Regions from separate parts of the Mus musculus genome. Here all the other regions are linked to region 1. The links are chromatin loops, found by intact Hi-C in ENCODE. Cell type or tissue: left cerebral cortex. All regions are shown on one strand.

Region 1 (5,000 bases):
GATCATTATTGTGTTTACAATGCTTACATCTACAAATCAAGACTTCGTTATGATAGGAAACATGGACGAACTTATCTGGGATCTTGGTGAGAAGGTTCCTGTATAATTTAATAACAGCAGGGATGCTGTCTTTGGAGAGGCATTATGGCATATACTTTCAATGCTTTTTTTTATCTTGATTGTCATCAGCAGAGAAACATAGGGCACTATTGTTACATTGGTCCTGAAGGTATACAGTCACAGGACATTCTAGTGACTTTCTGATAACCTGACCAGTAACTACTATCCAATTGCTTTTGATGAGCTATTTTTATTGTTTCCTGTCAGACAAAATGAATAATGAAGGATTTAAACTGGGCTAGAAATTAACTCCTTATAAAGACAAAATTCTAAGACAGGAGCAGTCACTGGGTATATCAAAGGTATCCAGCATAATGCCAGACTAATATATTGTCTCTCACTTAACCTGAAGATTACTTTTACCTAAAAGGTGTTGCTACTTTCGCTTTATGGGCAATAAATCAGAGTCAGAATATAAATGATTTTACTGCGGCTGGAATATTCTAAAACTTCCAAGAGACTTTAAGGACCTTTAATAAAAGGTTAACACACATACAGCAGAGGACTGCTGGGTCTGGGTTCAGTCAGAGAAGATCAACCTAACCCTCAAGGGACTGGAGGCCCCAGGGAGTGGGGAGGTCTGGTTGGGTGGGTGGTGGGTATTGGGGACATCCTCGTGGAGACAGGGGGTGGGGAGGAGGTATGGGATGTGGAACAGTCAGAGGGTATACTGGGGGACAGGAATAAAACCTGGAGTGTTAAATAAATAAATAAATAAATAAATAATAAATATCTTTAAAAAGTCAACCAGTCCTTTCAAAAACATTGAAGATACGAGTTAAGTATAAAAAAAGCCATGTAATTTCCATTATTTGTAACAACAAAAATTAGTGTTACACTGCAACTATCAGATATTAGCTTCTTGTCAAGTGATTTAATGATGCATAGGAAGAATTTTTATTAAGAAAAAATTGAATAGAGATAAAAACTAATGGAACTAATTTCGTAGTGAACAGCTTCAGGAACTACCAGAAACTCTTAGCACATCACAGAACTTCAGAGTCGATATACCGAGTTGAGATTCTTGTTCTGTCAAAAACAAAACGAAAGCTTTGGCGTACAGCTGGTAAGGGTCTGGTGGTTGGATCTTGATCAGTCTTTCTGCCTTATTTTAGTTCACAGACTGTGTCTACGTCATCCTGATCTCCTTTGAGTTACATGGGAAAAAAATCTGGGGAGCATGTGCTTTCTTACCTTGGTAATGTCATTTAATCTCTCCCCATACTCCAGTAATAAATTATGTGTTCATTAAGTCCCTAATCATAGCCTACATGTTATTAAACAGGTCATTCCTAAAGTGTTGAAAGCAGCTTTCATTGTTATGTCTCAGAGCGCTTTGGTTGTTTTCTTTTGTTTTCCTTTCCTCTACATCAGTCAGGGTTTGATGATGATGCCGTGCTACACCCTTAAGTATCACCTTGGGTTCTTCACATGCTATCACCCGGTGCCTAGGAAGGACAAAGGACCCCAAATACCTAAAGCATTCAACTACACAGTCAAATAAGAGCTTCATCTTTTCAAATACATATTCCATATCACATTGCAACCATAAAGTGGAAGAGAGACTTATGGTTATCATTGGATGGTGCCTACTGCAAGAAGAAAAAATAGCAGAGGACTCGAACTGGGAAGGAAAGTGAGAACTTGCCCAGGGAATAGTGGAAAAGAAGGCATACATGCTGCCTGAGAATGGGAAAACCAATGTTGCCATGGATCGTAGAAAACTGGTCTCAATTCTTAGCCGGGGAAGGCATTTCTGGGTTTGTGATGTTTACATGAAACAGAGAAGAATAGATAAGAACAGAAAACATACCATCTTAGAAAACTACAAATGTTCAAGATCTTGAGAAAATTAATCTTGAGATTGTGCCATATTATCTCAGTGGTTGCCAACTGCAGTCATTAAGTGTCCCATTACTGTGGAAGTAGAGGGGGATTTGGTATAGGAAAGGAGGCAATGTTACCACAGAGAAGAAGACCGGAATGGGTAAGCTACAATTGGAAGAACACAGACAGCCCACAAAGACTGGAAAAGCCAAGAATCAGATTATTTCCTTGAGATCAGGTGGGGCACAGATCTGTTGGCTGGTTGGCTTGGGGTCAGCAAAAATTATTTGGGACTTCTGGCTCTCAGAACTGTGACAATAGAGTCAATTCCTGTCATTTAAACCACCAAGTATGTGGCCATTTGTTACAGGTGCTCTAAGGAATACATATATAATTGTAATACCCTCCTAAAGGGAAAATCAGATCATTCTAACCAATGTGGAGCTGGACAGAATCTTTGGGGCAACTTTCCTTAGGTTGAGAAAATACTGACGTAGCTCATCATGGTTACTTACATATACGTTTGTATGCACTATATTTGCTATCATCAACACTGCCTTCTTACAATCTGTTAGACAAAGTTACAGGGAGCTGCAAGACGTTTGGTTTGCTCACTGATCTGTATGCAGGATTTAGTTTGGCAGCTGGTACATAATATTTGCTCTACAAATAACTGAATGGGTGAAAAGCACTGTTTAGGGAACATTAGTGAGGACAAACCCAAACAGTAAATGGTAGAAACAACTATGGAAAGGACTACACCAGGCACTAAATCGAATAATCAAACCCACGTCTAGCCTGTGACCCATACAGCCATTTGTAGCATGATGGTACAGTATTTCCTTCTGTTTTTATAAACTGAAGATCTCTGTCATGAGGTGACTTGGACAGATGGGGGCAGTGTAAGGCCAGCTCCAGGTCGCAAGCCTAGCTATGGCTGTGTCATTCAGAAGGTGACTGCCATAAGGCAGAACTGCACATCTCTTGGCTCCTTCACCAATGGGAGCGATCCCATGATGTCATCCCCGAGAACAGAAATATTCCACACATAACTGAGATTCCAGTTTGCTCTCCTGTTTAATTCTAGCCCAAGCAATCTCCCACGCTTGGCTGTCAAGAGTGGTTAGCAACCTGCAAATGGCTCACATGCAGAGAGAGGATGTGAGAATAGCTTTATTCCAGACCTGAAATCCAAGAACTAAGTTGGGGATGCTCACACTGAGCCCATAGGGGAACAGAGGGTCCAAGTGCCCCAAGCCAATGGCCAACCCTTCTAAGACTCAGATGGGTTTGCAGTGGTTGCTCACCTTCCTGAGGGAAGGCTGTTCAAGCTTCACTGAGGTACCCAGTTAAAAAAAAAAGGTGCAGTGATGGACCAGGAAGGTATGATACAATTTTAGACACAATCAGGCTGAATGTTTGTTCCTCACTCCTCAGTACTCCGAGACATTTAAATGAAAGGGCACTTCTCTTTCAAAATATTACGACCTTTCTTGTGGCTCTAAACTTTCGAAAGGTCAAGAGTAGCAATGAGAACACTTCACCTTCTCCTCACGGCAAGTGTAAGCCCGTAAAGGTTAAGAAGTCTTCGTCCTTTTCTATCACATGCACGCGTTATTTATGACTAGAATATTTATTTGCTTTTAAATGGTAAAGGTGGCCCGAGTCAGAGCCTCCAGCTCTGCCATTCGATAGTTGTTAGGAGCTTGGAAAGGGTGCTAGGGTTCTCCATTTTCCTCATTTGTAAAATGGAAATGATATTAACAGCACTGGCCACAAAACATCATTATGAGGAAAATAATCCACTCATTATGTAACGTCCTTACCGTGGTGCCTGGCATCCAAAAAATATTTATGGAGCATCACTGAACTATGTAGGGGGCCTGTTCTTTGACTGGACATGAAGCAATAGAGAAAAATTATTGCTGTCCATGGTGAAAGGCTTTTTTTTTGTAGGACTTAAACTTGCAGAAATATCTTGTGATATATTTCACAGGAATTAAAACCCCCTTTGATTATTTTAGAAAGTTTATGCAAAGAGCAAATGAATACGATTTGACTTTAAGTTTCTTTGTTGGGAAGCTATAACTTTTTTTTGTGTGTGTGCTGGGTACCAAACTCGGGGGGCCTTGAACATACTGGGCAAATACTTCAGCACTGAGCTACAACTTTAACCACAGGTCTAATTCTTCATTAGTCTTCACAGTACACCTGACAGCGCTCTGCCTAGCTACTTTGAGCTACGACTCTCACCCTTAACTTGGCATAGGCATTTATAAAATGGGAAAAAGGCCAGGTACCAAGATGACTATTTCCCTTCCTTTCCCACATCGTTATTCATTCATCTGTTATGCTCAAAAAGTAATTAGCGATGTGCATACAGTGCACCAACAACTTGATTGAGGTTTGACTATGGAGAGAGGCAAATGTTATTACAGTTGTCCTGCCAGGGGGCTCTGGAAGGATGATTGGATTTCAGAAACTAGACACACCTCTTCTCAATAGGGCATACGACTGAGGTTCTCATGCTTCTGTTTGGTCTTTCTTTCTGTCCTTTGCTTCCTTGCTCCTACCTTTCTCTTGTCCCCACAGTACTAGTCGGCTATCGAGGATGAATGTTTGGGAGTTTCTCCTTTAAAAAATTACAAAATAATTGTAGCTTTATAAAAAAAGGGCAAGGAAATATATAGGGACCTCTCTTGTACCTTTTACCCAGCTTTGCAGCACGCTGACATCTTATAAGACTATAAAATAACATAAACCCCAGGAAATTCATGCTGATGTAGCCAACGAGCTCATTCAGATTTAAGTGGGACTGATTTTTCAAACCATCACATTTTACACTTGATAATCAAATAACATCACAGTAAAGATTGAAGTTTACTTCATGTGTTTATTGTAGGTCTCAGAGTTTATCTGAGTGCAATCACTTGTGTGTGCGTGTGTGTGTGCATGCGCCCATAAATGTCTTCCCCATTTTCTGAGACTGTATTGAGCAACAGATGGGAAAATAATATGAAAATATGCTTAAAAACTATAAGGGACTAAATACA
Region 2 (5,000 bases), 120 kb after region 1:
CTAGAGAAAGTACCCAAGGAGCTAAAGGGAACTGCAACCCTATAGGTGGAACAACAATATGAACTAACCAGTACCCAGGAGCTCTTGTCTCTAGCTGCATATGTATCAAAAGATGACCTAGTCGGCCATCACTGGAAAGAGAGGCCCATTGGTCATGCAAACTTTATATGCCCCAGTAGAGGGGAACGCCAGGACCAAAAAGTGGGAGTGGGTAGGTAGGGGAGTGGGGGGGAGGGTATGGGGGACTTTTGGGATAGCATTGGAAATGTAAATGAGGAAAATACCTAATAAAAATATTTTTTTTTAAAAAAAGGAATTTGGGTCTGATAATTGTGAAGCTGTGCAGCTTTAACAGTCTGAAATTCAGGTGTTCTGACTTGGGTCTCATCGTTCGGCCACCTACTGGAGACTTTAGGTCACTGCAAGCTTCTGGAGTTCCATTTGACACACTCTATGGCATATATATGGATTTTTTTTTCTACTCCTATGGATACTATGATGTTCATATTGACACCCCCCCCCAGCTGTGATACTGTCCAAATGGACTCTACATCCTTGATTCCAAAGGACACCAATTGAGAACCAAATCGCCTACTTAGAGGTAGCATAGCCTTAAGAATATTAATGTTTCTTTTCTGTAAATGAAAATCCTAGAAAAGAACCAGGAGTCCTAACCATACCTCCTCTGATTGCAGAAGATGCACTTGGTAGTTCCTGACACAAATCCCATTTCCTTCTTTCCTGTTGCCCACTAGTTACAATCCTCCTTAGGCCCGAGATGCCACATTCCCTTTAATCCCAGCACTCAGGAGGCAAAGGCAGGCAGATCTCTGAGTTCAAGGCCAGCCTGGTCTACAAAGCAAGTCCCAGGACAGCAAGGACTACATAAAGAAACCCAGTCTTGCTAAACAGGTGTGGCTGGTAGAGATCCACCAAGTGAATCTGGGAACGGTTCATAGCCACCGCCTTACGTGCTCCTTTCTAGCATCCTTGCTAGCTCTGCAGGGCCATAACCTCATAACTGTACCCCAGTTCCGTATGAAATCTGTATAACAAACAGTTCTCCATTTACTCCAGCTTCAGTTCACTATCACTAGTCTACATTGACTTTATACTCCATCACAAGTCAGGGATGATGAGAAATTCAAAGATGGGTTAAGAAATGGCTTCGTCCCTCAAGGAGCTTTACACATTGGGGGAGACTAAAGGAAAGAAGGATTGTAAATTATAAAGGCTTTGATGGAGCCAAAAGCTTTTGAGTGAGCAAATTTAGAGTGTATAACATGGGCCACCAACGTATCAAATGGCACTCTGGAAACTTGGAGTGACCCAAAATCGCCAGTAGGTGGCCAAACGCTGAGCCCTAAGTTGGGTTAACCGAATTACAGGCTGCTAACACTGCACATCTTCACAATTATCAGACCTTCATGTCCTAATGCCCAACCAAACCAGGACAAAGCTTAGAATCACATATTCCATCAACCTAATAAAATTACTTAACTTGGTGTACTATCATAGTGAATTAGAGGGAAGATAACTTCACGGACTTCTTACACACAGAGCACTTAAAGCCAGTGGTTCAATAATTCAGATGTTCCCATAGATAACCTGACTGGGCTTCCTTTGTTACTTACTCTACAGATCTAATCACAGAAGGACAGGTACCCTCTGAATATAAACAAGAACACACTTTAAATCTTGGTCTTCTCTAGATAGCTGACTGGGGTGTCCAAGGGCTAAGATAAACTTCCCCAAAGTGGACTAGTTGCATTGCTAATAGTAGTGGTGGGATGTAAATTTGCTTGAGTATGTTGTCTTCTTGGAGTGTTTGCATCTAACATAGTTAGAACTTGGGTTGTTTAATATAGTTAAACTTGGGGTGTTTAATGACTGTAATTCAGTAATGGGACAATAGAAGAGCTCATCACATTAAAACAGAAATAACTTGGGAAACCCATCGTTTTTAATAGCCTGCCATCTGTTTGGCTCTTACCAGCAATGGATTTATCCTGCTTAGTACAGATGATATTGGGACTAAAATCATAGATTATACGACGGACTTCTGAGCTCTTTACTCTTATTAATCTGTAAACGAACATTTCCCAACATAAAAATCAATTATTTTTCAACTCTTACCCTAAGTAAGGTTGCTATGGGCACCGCATAATATCCGTTCTGGCACCAACAGATTGAGTTAAAGTCACCAGAGATCTCTCCACATTAAGAACCTCAAATACAGTTTACCAGCTTTGCCACTGTGCTCGCTGTACGATGCTCTTTTTGCTTTGCTGGGCCGCTAGTTTAATCCTCCAGAAAGAGAAATTTTAGAGGGACAAGGACTAAATCATTTTCTTCTGAGCACAGCATTTTCAAATGACTGCACCGGGTCCTAAGCCCCGCCGCTGCGGACCCAGAGCTAGAGGTGCCCTCTCTCTGCAGAGCTGGGGACTCTGGAGCCCTAATAACTAACTGGACCTGGTGAGGCAGAAAGGAAACTCCCATCCACCGCCAGGTACTACTCGGGTGCACTCAGCAGGGCCCGATCCTAGAGAAAGGTTTGGAAAGGTTTGGAAAGGTTTGAGCAAAAGCTCTTTCCGTTTCAGCCAAAGAGTAGGACGCACAGGTCACAGGCTAGAAGTTAAACAGTTACCCAGCCTGCGCTTTGTCTCCGCGCCTTCTGCAGCCCAGGCACTGAGGTACACTTGACTGGTGAAGAACAAGGTTTGCTGGAGCAGGAGACAGGAGTTGCTACCTCCCTGGAACTGCAGGCTGAGGGAGTACCAAGACCAGAGCCGCAGCTCCGAGCGGGAAGCTGGAGCCAAGCCGGCTCGGCTCCGGATGCGGTGTCCCTGAGCCAGCGAAGGTTGCCCGAGCTCTGCTCTGCCCTTTCGCCCGAGGGCAGCGCCCTAGCCAGGCAGTCCCGCGGCTTTGCACCCAGCTTCCCAGCCAAGCGCCCTGCCGCCCTGGGGCGATCTCCCAGTCACAACAGCTGCACAGACCCCTCATCTCCAGCGCGGGGACAAACTTCCTCCCTTCGGGTCCCCGCGCCGGCAGTTGGCAGCTAGCTTCCCCACTGGTCCCTTAGCAAGCTCTGGCTGGGAGAGCTTTCTCTGCCCCTCTTCAACCTCCAGTCACCAGCGCTCAGCGGTCCCGGCGCATCCTCTCCAACAAAGCCGGGGCCCGGAGGCGACCCGGCGAGGGACCGAGACTGTCAGCTGAAACATTCGAGCCCTGGCAAGCACCTACGCCCCGGAGAGCGCAGCAAGAAGGGGCAGCGGGGACCAGGAGAGGAGAGAGGGGAAGAAAGTGTCCTGCTCCGGGCGCGAAACCCTCCTGGGCTGATCCTCCTCCCCCAGCTGCCCCTGCCCGAGCGCATCCTGCCTTCCCTGTGGGACTGGGCAGGGCGGAGGGCGAAGCGGTGCGGACTGTGTGGCCTGACGGACCAGCCGCTCCCTTACCTCTGTCCAGAGTAAGCGGCTGGACCACTGTCAATGTCGCCATGTCTGCCGTGGGAGCCGAAGTGACGCTCGGCTTCAGCATCAGCAACCGCTTGTAGTGAGAAAAAGAGGAGGAGATTGGGGGCGGGGGTGGAGAGGGAAGACGGAAAGGAGGGGGAGGAGGGGGAGGCAGGAAGGTGGTGATGGAGGAGAAGAAAGCTCGGGTGGGTTGGTAGCCAGATGGAGACTCAACTGTTCCGCCGCGGCGAATCTTCAGTGCGGCGCCAAGCAGGGCAGGTAGCCGCGAGCGCCTGCCTGGCCAAGGAGCTGAGAAAGGAACGCTCAGCCCTAGAACTTTGCTCGCCCACCCGTCAGTAGCTCTGGGTGGCTGTAGCAGGTTTGCTGTCTTTCAACTTTCCACCTAAGCATAATGGTCAGAATGCACTCGAACCCAGAAGAAGAGGACTCAGAAACGGGAGAGAGACAGACAGGGGTAGAGAGGTGGGGGGACAGAATTCTTTTCAGATTAAGAAAAAATTTCAACCTCCCTTTCCACATCCCTTTCCAGAGGAAACGCCACTAGCCGTGGGAGATGTTGCTATATCATTGTAGTTGCTGTTAATTTCTGTTGAAGCTTTTTGTTTAGAACGTCCACTCTCAACAGCACAAGGTAACCGACTGAGGGCCAGGCAGGGTTCTGTTAAGTCAGTGTTCGTTTAGGACCTGGGTACATTGCCTAGGAAAATGACTTGCCTTTACAAGCAAACTTCCTTAAAAGGTTCTGAAATAAAAAACGAGTTGCTGTCAGTGAACAGTATTTATCAGGGACCCTCTCCTGTTAATCTGGAAGAAACTTGTATTCAGAGGTGCTATTTATTAATTAGCATGCATGACAAGAGTTGAGCCACGGATGTTTGGTGCCATTTGCTACATCTTAACCTGGGGATTCACTTTTGTTTTCTTTCTCTGCATCCTCCGAATTACAGGTAGATAATGTGAAAGGCCTTATTTCTGAGTCAGTAGATCACAGTTCAGTTCCTGGAGCCTTCAAATACTGACTATGAGCCTTAATCCCAACTTTCACTAAATGTTCACCAAGCCTCATTTCCTTATCAAACCATGAAGAAACATGGAGAAAGATCCTCTGGGCTTTACCGAGATTGGTGGACACAGAGCTGAGATGGCGATGCTGCCCTCCCTGTGACAGCTAAATCATCCTTGTGACCCAGAGACCCTCAGAGGTAGACCCACTGGGTTGCAGAGTATTTGCGTATGACCAAATGCTACGTTCTTCTAATGAGACTAAGAGGTGAGAAAGCTCAGAAATTCAGCAGGAATTGAAAAGTCAAAGATGACTGACCATCTAACTATGCAACAGATCATTGGATACATGCTGAACGTAGTCTTTCAATGTAGTCATCTTCTAAGAGTTTTAAGTTTAAGAACTTTAACCATGAAATTCAACTTTTCACAGCTCCCAGGATCTGACAAACTTGCAGTCCCTTGTGCATCCGCAGTTTCTTCATCCGTCAAATGAGGGACCAGCTTTACTCAATTGAAAAG
Region 3 (5,000 bases), 460 kb after region 1:
TGGTCTGTGTCCTAACAGATAAATCCAAATACAAGAAATATAGGTGAGAACTAACAGATGGCAACTTACTTGTCATAAATATTATTACTTGTCATATATATTATAAAGACTCATTTTTAGGCAACTTTGGGCTGCAGAGTGGATAATGAATGGCTTCTCAAAGGGAAGTTTTATTAATTAAACTACTTTCTTTATTGGTAATATTAAAAACAGTTTGTTATCATCTTTAATTATTTTGGTATTCCGAATTTAACCAACTGACATTTTGTAACTTGAAGCTCTTGAGTTTCTTGAATTATTAATTGTATATATACATTTTATCCATTTTCACAACTGTGGGGATTACAAATCAATAATTTTTAATATGTTAGCATGAAAATACAGATCATTACTTTCTCGACATGAACCAGGTACTTTAAGTTTGTCATTTTCGTATTTGCCCATTATAAACTCAGGCAGATCTAAGAATTGAGTAAAGTTTTCATCTTTGGATCATATGTAGATTTTCCTCTTTCCCAGATCTGAGGGGATACATCAGCAAGTAAGCATGGGTTATTTTCCCGTAGAGAGAATCTATAAAAATAAATTAATAAAACTGACAAAACAAATGAATAAACAAAAAAACACAGTTTCTCACACCTGGGAAGGAGCTGTTTTTCTTATGTTTCAATGAGGAAAGCCATCTCTCCTGCAGATAGAGGCAGTTATCACGGCTGTGGTGCTAAAATGAAGTCATCAGACTGCTTAAAACATTGGGAGAAAATTAAAGAACTTTCTATTTTAAAATCTCCCCATGAGGTTTCTGTTTTGTCTTGTTTGTCAAATCACATCTAAAATATTTTGAATTGAATGTGTCTTTGATCGCAATGATACAATCCAAGAAATGTGACCACACTTAAATTCACCTTGATGGTGTCCCTGTGATCTTGTACTTTATGAAATTTTTAAATTTGTAAGACACCTGCAAAAATGAAAATAAAAGTACCTTTAATATTTAAAGAGTGCGACAATTTATTTTTCCCCATAAAAAATACACTAACTAGCTAAAAGTGAAACTTGTTTTATTCGCCAAAAGGTTGTTTTACTTATATAAAGTTGTGTTTGAAAGGGTCCGATCTGATATTCTAACATGTTTGAATTCCTAACATTGATGGCTAAAGGGGAAAACCAAAACCAAAACACCCAGAAATATAGCTGACTACAATTTTCTTATACATTAAGCAATATTTTACATAATTCTCAAGGAAAGTAATTTGATACTTTGTATCACACTATCGGGGTCTATGACAGATGATCAGTATTTTGTAGGTGATTTCTAAAAAGACGAGACTGCTTTAGGTGACAGTGTGAGTGGTTTACCTAATTGGATATTGATTATTCCCCCAAAAGCTTCTGTGCTGAATGCGTGGCCAGGATAATGCTGATGCTAAGTGTTCAGGTCACAGAAATGTGCCCTCTTATGTGTCCCGAGCTGAGCAGCAGCAGCACCGGGCTCCATGTCTCCTGTCAAGGAAGTGAACAGTTTCCTCTGGTACAGGCTTCCGACCACGCCACTCGACCCCAAAGCCTGCAGACTGCCGGTTCTTGAGACGGAACATCAAATGCGCTGGGACAAAATAAAATGTTCTTCCTTGTAAGTTAATTATCACAAGGGTTGCACTACAGCTATGCACAACTGTTTGTCACACAGGTATCTAAATACGAGTATAAATCTTTCTGCCATGCAGGTATCAGAGTTTCTCTTATCTATTTCATTTTGATGAATCGAGAGTTTCAATGTTCTTTCACATTGTCTTTACTCAAGCAACATTAAAAAAAAAAAAAAAAAAAAAGCCAAGCCACCTCTATCAGCTGGTTTAGACCTCCCTCTAGTGGCAGACTCAATTTTGAATAGAATCGCATTTGAAATCGTTGAATGATTTTCTTGGTAATCGAAATAAATCGTTAAATGTCAGGCTACTAGAAAACAAAGCTTAAGCAGGAAACTGGAGGCATTTGTTGTTGTTGTTGTTGTTTTATTGATAATGGAGAGGTTTTCTGTTACCATTACCGTTTGATTGAATCTGTTCAACAAAAATAGACATCGAAACAAATGTACGTGCAAATACAACGAATTGAAATACAAAAAATTAATAATAATTTACTAATGACGGGTCTTGCATTAAGACCAAGCAGCAGGGAAACAGATCAATGGTATTATTAAATAGGTTCCACTTTGAAATCTCCCATATCAATAAAGAATAAACAGCAGTGACACCACCGAATAAAGCCACAAGGAAGAGATTACTCATCTTTACTTTTTATACACTATATATGTTAATCATTCTGTCTTTATTTCCTCTGATGAAAGTGAATTCAGGGAAGTCACAAAAAAATGGTTATTTCAGCTAAAGGCTCGTAATAACAGACTTGAGTCTGGCTAATGCCCTGTTAACAGTGATTTTTAAAATGGGGGTAGGTTATGGGGTTCTGCCCCTCCACCCCACACCCCAGTGGAAATGGAACTCAGACTCTACAATGGTTGACATTCACTGTCCAGTGTTGGCTATTTGAATGAACATGTAGTTTTTAGTAAAGTGTGTGTATATGCATGTGTGTTTGTGTGTGTGTGTGTTTCTTGGTCCACAGGCAACAAAATTAGGTAATGGTTTTCATAATATAAATTGTTAAAATCATTGCATTTGACTCTTGTAAACAGTTTGGCTTTGTTTTCTTTTGAAACAGGTTGAGCCATCACAGTGCTTCTGTAAGGAGAGAGAGAGGGTGTCACATCCCTGATGGCCTTTAAAGGTCATTTTGGGCTCCAGGTTTAATCACATGATCAGAGGCAGGTGTTCAGCTTTAAGGTTTGACAGACTTGAAGGAGAAGCATGTCGAAGCATGAAACACACTTCTAAGGAACATATTGATTGACCATTACAATTCAAAAAACCGTATAAATGGTGAAATGGTAAAATACAAACAGTACTTGGAATTGTTCAGTTTGCACTCGAGACTCCATGAACCATATATTTTATTTTTTTAAAAAATCATATTTATATCCATTTACAGAAGACTTACACATTTAAAAAGAAATGGTACACAGCAATACATAAATGCCTATTATATTACAACATGAAGAAAAACAAGTGGTTCCATCTCATAAAGGCATCAGACGTACGGAAGTTATGACGTAGATGATGCTCTTATATCAGATAACTTAAGCATTTTTATTACAATCATAGTAAACTAATCAGACTCAATACCCAACTCCCCCCAGAGTCACATATTTAATGTTTGGTAAACCGTTACTTATATTATTCCCTTAGGATTCAGTCTTCACAAAGGCTTCTCCATTTGTCTTCCTAGGTGGTAGTGCACTTTAGGTCGTGTAGACTGAAAAGATGACATCTGAAAGGGGACATACAGCATGAGCTCACTGTCAACTCCCAGCCAATAGACCCCACACCTTTGCACTGGCAGATATCTCCATGCAGCTTGTATAGGCCTGTCCTAGAACCCCAGCACAAGGAACGGTATGGAGGATGTAACTTAGAGTAGATGGTGTGACATTTACTAGTCTCCACTTACTTATTTACTTATTTATATTTTCAGGAGCATGAAGTAGACCTTATTCAACTTCAGGGAAAATATGGGTGTACTATAAGTGGTATAAAATGTCAGCATGCCTTCTCAAGTTTCTTTAGGTTGCTAATTTTTAAATTGGGTGGAGTTGGCATATTCCATAGGATAGATTTATATTCTAGTTCATATATTTTAGAGTTTTAAAAAATGATGCTTTTCTTTGATCATTATAGAACATAAAACAGCATATTTGATGTCTCTGTATGAGCAGTATGTATTACACTATAGATTCCAGCCATGACATCACATAGAAACAAATCTCACATTACTATTACTGACACAACAGACTAATATAAAGTATACTTAGGCTTACTTTTCATAATGACCATTTTAATTTCTCACTAAAATAAAATAAATATTGTCTTTTATTATCTTGTTAATATTTTTATTCCTTTTAGTGGTTAAAACTAAAAAAAATATGAACTAGAATAACATGCAGGAAAAAAATTGCAAATAGTTCAAGATAAATTCTACTCATGAGTCTAGAGCTAAGCAGCAAGCACTACTGAACATATTAGTCATTTATGAGCTAGTAAATTATTAAGTTTCTGAGAAAATTATTATGCTATGTGTTGGATGTTATAAACAGTGTTATGAAAAGTCTCTTATTTTAGCTAAATGATTATATATTGCAGGCCATGACTAATGAGACCAAATTTTGTATCACAAAATGTTTGTCTCATTGTACCATTTTGAGAAATTAAAGTATTTGTCTGAGTGCTTTTTTTTTGTTTTCTGCTTTCTTAATTAGTGACCCACGGAAGGCAGCATGTCAGCCTCTTTGTTCGTCTCCCAAGAGCCATGATGTGTTGTACATCGATGTTGATCCAAGGCTGTTTACTCATAGTAAAAAGCACAGGCAGACTGCTGCTCTACCCTTTCCTTCTCCCATCTCTGGGCACAATAGAGTTGAAAACTATTTTCTTTCAAATATCAGCTCATTGAATATGATAGAATAGTTTGGTATATCCAAAATTTAGGTTAATATATTTTTCACCCATTTAAAGTTTATAAATCTAGGAAACCAGTTTTACATATATGGAATATTTACTATAAAATTTCATGTTGTATTGATATAGCAATATTTCCCACCGATTAGCATTTTCTCATAAATATTATATCTTATATGTGTATAATGAAGTTTCATGCTATTTCTACTCCTAATTCTTATAATTTTTTCTATATTATACTTCCCAGGTTCTTAAAATTTATACTTGATTTCAGCAAATATAAATCATAGTGATAGGAAATAAGATGTTGTGATTTGTATAATTTTATATTCAACTTTGTTGTTAATATTAATCCACATCTAATTTCCTGTTTCTTGCACTATTTGTCTGTGAACTTGCACAAATTTCTAGTGCTCTCTTTTGACT

The links. Peaks named below come from ENCODE experiments on the same cell type or tissue, not always from the same donor. Only the 100,000 strongest peaks of a DNase experiment are listed, where the experiment ranks them.
Region 2: it touches region 1 in a loop (6-fold over the local background); 12 of 42 quality-filtered maps call a loop at or near these places.
Region 3: a loop joins it to region 1, with 16 times the contacts of the local background. A loop is called at or near these places in 20 of 42 quality-filtered maps.

The regions. Positions count from the first base shown.
Region 1 is chr10:107,387,645-107,392,644 of GRCm38, reverse strand. The region is part of intron 4 of Lin7a (lin-7 homolog A (C. elegans)); the gene reads right to left. Among named protein-coding and RNA genes, the nearest start is that of Myf5, 96 kb to the left of the region's middle. In left cerebral cortex, a CTCF peak has its summit at 2,827 (motif pointing right); DNase peaks (open chromatin) are centred at 2,563 and 2,972; H3K27ac peaks cover 568 bases.
Region 2 is chr10:107,270,401-107,275,400 of GRCm38, reverse strand. It overlaps Lin7a (lin-7 homolog A (C. elegans)), which reads right to left and starts at 3,570. Exons shown (of 6, transcript NM_001039354.1): 1 at 3,459-3,570. The coding sequence starts at 3,540. In left cerebral cortex, CTCF peaks have their summits at 406 (motif pointing left), 1,352 (motif pointing right) and 2,450; DNase peaks (open chromatin) are centred at 2,654, 2,693, 3,022, 3,527 and 3 more places; H3K4me3 peaks cover 2,908 bases; H3K27ac peaks cover 2,292 bases.
Region 3 is chr10:106,929,513-106,934,512 of GRCm38, reverse strand. It overlaps Ppfia2 (protein tyrosine phosphatase, receptor type, f polypeptide (PTPRF), interacting protein (liprin), alpha 2), which reads right to left. Exons shown (of 32, transcript NM_001205341.1): 32 at 1,045-3,390. It overlaps Acss3 (acyl-CoA synthetase short-chain family member 3), which reads left to right. Exons shown (of 16, transcript NM_001142804.2): 16 at 1-996. Among named protein-coding and RNA genes, the nearest start is that of Acss3, 190 kb to the left of the region's middle. In left cerebral cortex, a CTCF peak has its summit at 1,878 (motif pointing left); DNase peaks (open chromatin) are centred at 1,630 and 1,850; H3K4me3 peaks cover 323 bases.